Regions from separate parts of the Mus musculus genome. Here region 1 is linked to region 2. Evidence: chromatin loops called from intact Hi-C (ENCODE). Cell type or tissue: left cerebral cortex. All regions are shown on one strand.

What was found. A loop is a pair of places that touch in the nucleus more often than their neighbours do. Peaks named below come from ENCODE experiments on the same cell type or tissue, not always from the same donor. Only the 100,000 strongest peaks of a DNase experiment are listed, where the experiment ranks them.
Region 1: a loop joins it to region 2, with 2.9 times the contacts of the local background. A loop is called at or near these places in 4 of 42 quality-filtered maps.

Annotation. Positions count from the first base shown.
Region 1 is chr1:42,489,687-42,492,186 of GRCm38, forward strand. No RefSeq gene overlaps it. Among named protein-coding and RNA genes, the nearest start is that of Gm36678, 63 kb to the left of the region's middle. In left cerebral cortex, a CTCF peak has its summit at 1,286; DNase peaks (open chromatin) are centred at 1,354 and 1,994; H3K4me3 peaks cover 690 bases; H3K27ac peaks cover 409 bases.
Region 2 is chr1:42,683,687-42,686,186 of GRCm38, forward strand. All of the region lies in intron 1 of Pantr1 (POU domain, class 3, transcription factor 3 adjacent noncoding transcript 1), which reads right to left. It overlaps Gm46091 (predicted gene, 46091), which reads left to right and starts at 852. Exons shown (of 3, transcript NR_168293.1): 1 at 852-1,024. In left cerebral cortex, a CTCF peak has its summit at 1,287 (motif pointing right); DNase peaks (open chromatin) are centred at 855, 1,272 and 1,915; H3K4me3 peaks cover 2,043 bases; H3K27ac peaks cover 2,417 bases.

The DNA of each region.
Region 1 (2,500 bases), 190 kb before region 2:
GGCAAAATAGGATGGGGGAGGATGCTTGACACCAATCACTGAAGGAAGTAATCAGAGTGCAGCCAATGCGGGTGCAAGCCTGCCTGCCACCTCAGTGATCATTGGCTGTGTCTACTTTATGAAGCACAGTCTATTAAGACCTTGGCTGGCCTGCCTACGGCTGCCCAGTGCTCCCTTCTCAATGCCTGCACTCAGACGACCAGAACTCGATCAACCATGTTATATCAATAGCATTCTCACACCAGGTTGTGTAAATTGATCTTTTACAATTTCTCTTGGTGACAGTCTCTGTAACCAACAAGATAAATCATTCCTCCCGTGGCTTTTTTATTGATTGCTGAGACCTGTATAAAAATTACTCGGCTCCAGCTGCACGGTGAACGTCATTGTGAAAGAGGACTTTTTATTTACAATCAAAATATGTTTGGGCCTAGATCAAGTGCAGATTTACTAGCTCGGGAATTTAACAGACTCCAAGAAAACCAAAAATTAGAACTCTTCTCCACCAAAACCCAGTCATGATGAACTTGAGCAGACATCTAATGAGTCTTAAATTGAGACAACGATATTTCTGAAACAGAGGGGCTTCGTGCATTTGATTTTAAGACAAACAGACAATAGGAAGCCATCTGATTAAAAGTGAGAGGTACACAAAAGCCCATAACTGAACTAAATCTTTGCCTGCATTTGAATCACTCACAACCTCTTGTTTCTAATAGATGAATGAAAGCACCATTGGATGAGCTCAGACAAGATCAGAAACGGGTCAATGGGCCACCCCAGGTATTTGGTGTATTTTGAAAAAAAAAAAAGGTATTTACATTATTTTGTGAGCTGAAAATTATCACCCATTCTTCCATAATAGTAATTCTAAGTACTTGGAAATTTTTTATGTAATCAAAGTAAATACAAATAACATCTTTCAATATTTCATACAAACAACATCTTGAAATAGAAAGAGTTTTCCTCCATTGCATATTTATGTTCAATTAAAGAAGCAAATGTGTGTTGTTTGGGGGAAAGTTTTAAGGTGAAATGTGTGTTTACATTATCTCTAATCTTTTTTAAACAAGTTTTCATTGGGGCACCTAATTTTAAATTATCGGCTGCTAAATGCTGTCGCTTCCCCCATTGGGGACCTACTTTTTTTTTTAATGCAAAAAGAAAGCTGTTACACATTTTTACATTCTCACATAAGAGGAGCTGCTGATATTTATAAAATAAGGAGAACTATCCCCACTTCACCCTTCGCAAAATTCACTTTCTATGCAACCCCTGTGGGCGGGTATTGCATTACAACTCAAATAGCGTTCCACAGCCTAAGAATCCTTTTGTATACATCTAAGAGCTGAGACAGAGATAGTTGCTTTTGTCCTTTCCCCTTGAGCCTGGGCTCCGTCTCTCTGAAGCTGTGCTCTTTATTTGAGTTTTAGAGAAGGCCCTTTCAATGGGACTGGCCTGGGTAGGTGGGGGTGAGACAGAAGGGCTGTCTGGCTCAGTGTCCTCACTGCCTTGACCCAGAGGAAGAAAACCGAGATGTGGAAGAGAGTGACTTTGGGACTCCCTCGCCTAGATGAGATCCACCTGGGAGTATGGTCAGGAGCACACTAGGGCCACACTGGGGCTACCAGTAGGACAGGCAGGAGACAGATCCCTGACTACAGAAGCAGGCTGGGAACTGACAGCTGCGCTCCCAGGAACGCCTTCTTTTAAAGGGTCATTTACAAGTGTCTTGCCTGGGACTGGCTCGCAGCTGCCTGCTCTTTCCAGCCTGTGGCCCCACAGATGCCCCCCAGCTCCCACAGGGCAGAGTTCAGTCTGTTTGCACCAGACAGTTGGTGCCTGTGCACAGCCGCACCTGCAGGCTTGCTCACTGTCTCTGATTCTCTGGAACTCCTCGTGGAGGTGAGAGTTTGTAGGTTCTATCCCTAATCTATTTCCAAGGAGTCCTTAGTCAACACTGTCAGCGGCAATGAGAACTTTGAATCTCCTGTTCAGCGTGGGAAGAAACGTTCGGGCGCCCCATTCCAGCCAGGCACATCGTCTCCATTTCTCCTCGCCCGCCTCTGCGACACGTCTGCTGCCACACATTGTCAGTGATTGTGGGAAAGGGCCGCCAGCCTTTCCGCAGCTCCAGGCCGCCCTAATGAGGGAACAATCGTCCCGGCAGAGAGCAGGCGACCGGGTCAGCGCGCCCAGCACAAAGCACGGACGCCTGCGCCCCGAGGTCCCCGCAGAAAAGGCGAGTCGCGGCCTGGGAGCCAGCAGCGTTTCTTCCAGATCACCTTGCTGGAACTTAGCTTAGCAGAAGTCAGGCGACAGGAACAATAGCCGGGTGCAAGGGTGATCCTGGAGGGAAGCCGAGCTTGGTTCCCGAGGTGCGCGGGATGAATAGAGCAGTGGGCCTGTGTCACAGAGCCCCCAAGGCCCTAGTTGGAGGGTCGGTTTTGCCTCCCCATCCAGTCCAGTCCTGCCTTGAAAAGAAGCAAGAAGCCCTGCC
Region 2 (2,500 bases):
ATCCTGCCCTGTCTCCCCTTGAGATGTGAACATACTGGACGGGACACAGGAGGGAAAGGGGAAAAAAAAAGTTCCTGGTTAATGATTTAAAAGAGAGGAATTTATTTTGTCCCAACTTTCCTTCAACTAGTCCACTTTTGTTCTCATGTAGCGATAATTGACAGCCCCTGTTTTGTATGAAATTATGGAAATCACAAACTAGAAGAATAGGAAGTCATTATTTCAGAACTGAAAAGAGGTAGGTGTCTTTACTTCCTCCTAAAATTTCCCATTACTGGAAAGGAGCCAGGAAGTTGAAACGTTGCAAGACAGACCATGATTGTGGGCTGCAGCCCTCCTCCCTATTCCTCCAAAATAAAAAAACAAAAACAAAACAAAACAAAAACCTTTTAGTCACAGTCCTTAAGACCAAGGCGAGAGAAAACCTCTCCTCAACTCCCTAAAACGTGGCTTCTGAGTGCATGGGCCCTAGGCTAAAGCAAGACCAAGCTGTAAGATGCTGTCTGTTAGCTAGTATTGTCCCTCTAGGCTTTACTTTGGCTCACGTGGAGCCGGCTGTCCATAACAACCCCGGACCACGGACCACGAGGGACCACAAGGGAGATCTCTGAGGATCTGCAGAGATGACCTAACCGAAAGAGGGAGATGTACAGTGGATAGGAAACAAGCCTGGGGCAGACAGAGGACTCAAAGCTCTGCACTATAGGTACCCACACTGGTGGAAAACGACTAGCATTGAGCATCCTGCTGCGCCTCCTGTCCTGCCTTTCCAAGCCCTGCCCTGGCCTGCCCTGCCCCGCGCTGCCCTGCGCGCGCGCGCCTCACTCACACGCACACGCCTTAGCACACGCACACACGTGCTCATGCACACTACTCCCAGCAGTGTCTCTGTCCAGGCTCTGGGGCGACGTCCGCCTTTAAGGGGCGACAGCCCTGTCCTTCATGGAGCAGCCCCGCAAGGGAGCAGAGAGGCACGGCGGGCTCTGGAGCGCGTGGGCCGCGACCGAAGAAGCACGAAGGGCAGGTGGCTGAAGGGGGTTTTCAGTGGAGGGCGTGCAGCGGCGGGAGGGGACAGCAAGGATCTGGGGGTGGGGGTGCATTCTTGGTTGCTCTTTCCCGCAGCTGCAGAGAACTTGCCTTGGGGGGGGGGGGCGGCACTAAGTGCCTAGTCGCACAGCCTGGGTTGGGGCTGTGAGTGAGCGAATGGGAGAACCTGGCTGGCACGCGGGCAGTTGAGGTACCCAACACGCTGGACACAAGCGCGAGCCCTCTCCGAGTCCGCCTGCAGAGGGCGCCCTCACGGAGGCGCCCTCGGGACTGGCCCGCCATCCCCAGAGCACTAGGGCTAGCTCCTTCCGGAGGGGTCGGGATGGTATGGTCACATTGGTCACCATCTAAGAGACCTCGCAAGTGCGCAATCCTTTTGCTTTGTTTACTTGTTTGTTTGCTTGTTTTCTATGCTCCGTAGCTAGAAGATGCCTGGATGCAGGATGCAGGGAGAGATAGTCTGCTGGCTAAGCGATTCTGCAGGTTCACATTTCCTCTAAGGGTTTGGGAATGGGGGGGGGGGGTTGTTCCTTTTCTCTCAAAAAGCCTCGAAAGACAAGAAAAGTTTTCTACCACTTGGAGGGACACAGAAAGATGAAATATGAACCTTGCTTCATAGGGATGGCCAGAAAGTATTAGAAATCTCGTGGACAAGCTGTACCCATGGCTTCGCTGCCTGTCACCAAACAGGACACAAGCTCTTTGATGAAGCTAAGTGACCTGAGTCTCCCTTAGAAACAGGCTGGGCTTTAGGCTGGAGGAGGAAATGCCCTGTAGACATCGTGCCCCCAATCACGAGGTTTTGGCCACCCTACAATCTTGATCATATGAAAAGGAAGGAACCACATTCCCAAAAGAACAAGTTCGGGACCTCACAAGGACATCAATCGAGGCTTAATTGGACCCTGGACTTCTGCAAGTACTAGTGAGCAGATCCGGAGCAAAGTGTCTTAGTAAAGCTGAGACCAGATTTTGTGATACACAAACCCGAGTAACTCTGTCCCCAACTCGCTGCAGAAGTTCAGCTGAGCTTGAGAAAGTGGCATCCCCCCCCCCCAACCCCACTTCTGGTGCATTCCCAAGCCAAGCCAAGGCCAGAGGTGTGCAGAAAACATTTTAGAGAAACCCCATCTTATAAATATGAGAATTTCATCAGGCAGCACAGATTACTCAAAGTGTTCCGTTTTTCTGCGATCCAATTTTATTAGGATTTATTCTCATTTGTGTTCGACTTCTCTGGGGAAATAATGCTTTGATTAATGTAATCCTGGCCCAGGATCCGCCTCACGCCCCTCGACCATCTCCCAAGAGAAAGGGCCTGTTTGACAAACAATAACAGGCGCAACTCTTGCAATCTGCCCACACCTTTGGGGATGGCTGGGAAGAGGGTGACACTCTTTCACACCCAACTAGCTAAAAGCAGTGTGGAAAGGAGGGAAAGAGAGAGGGCTCT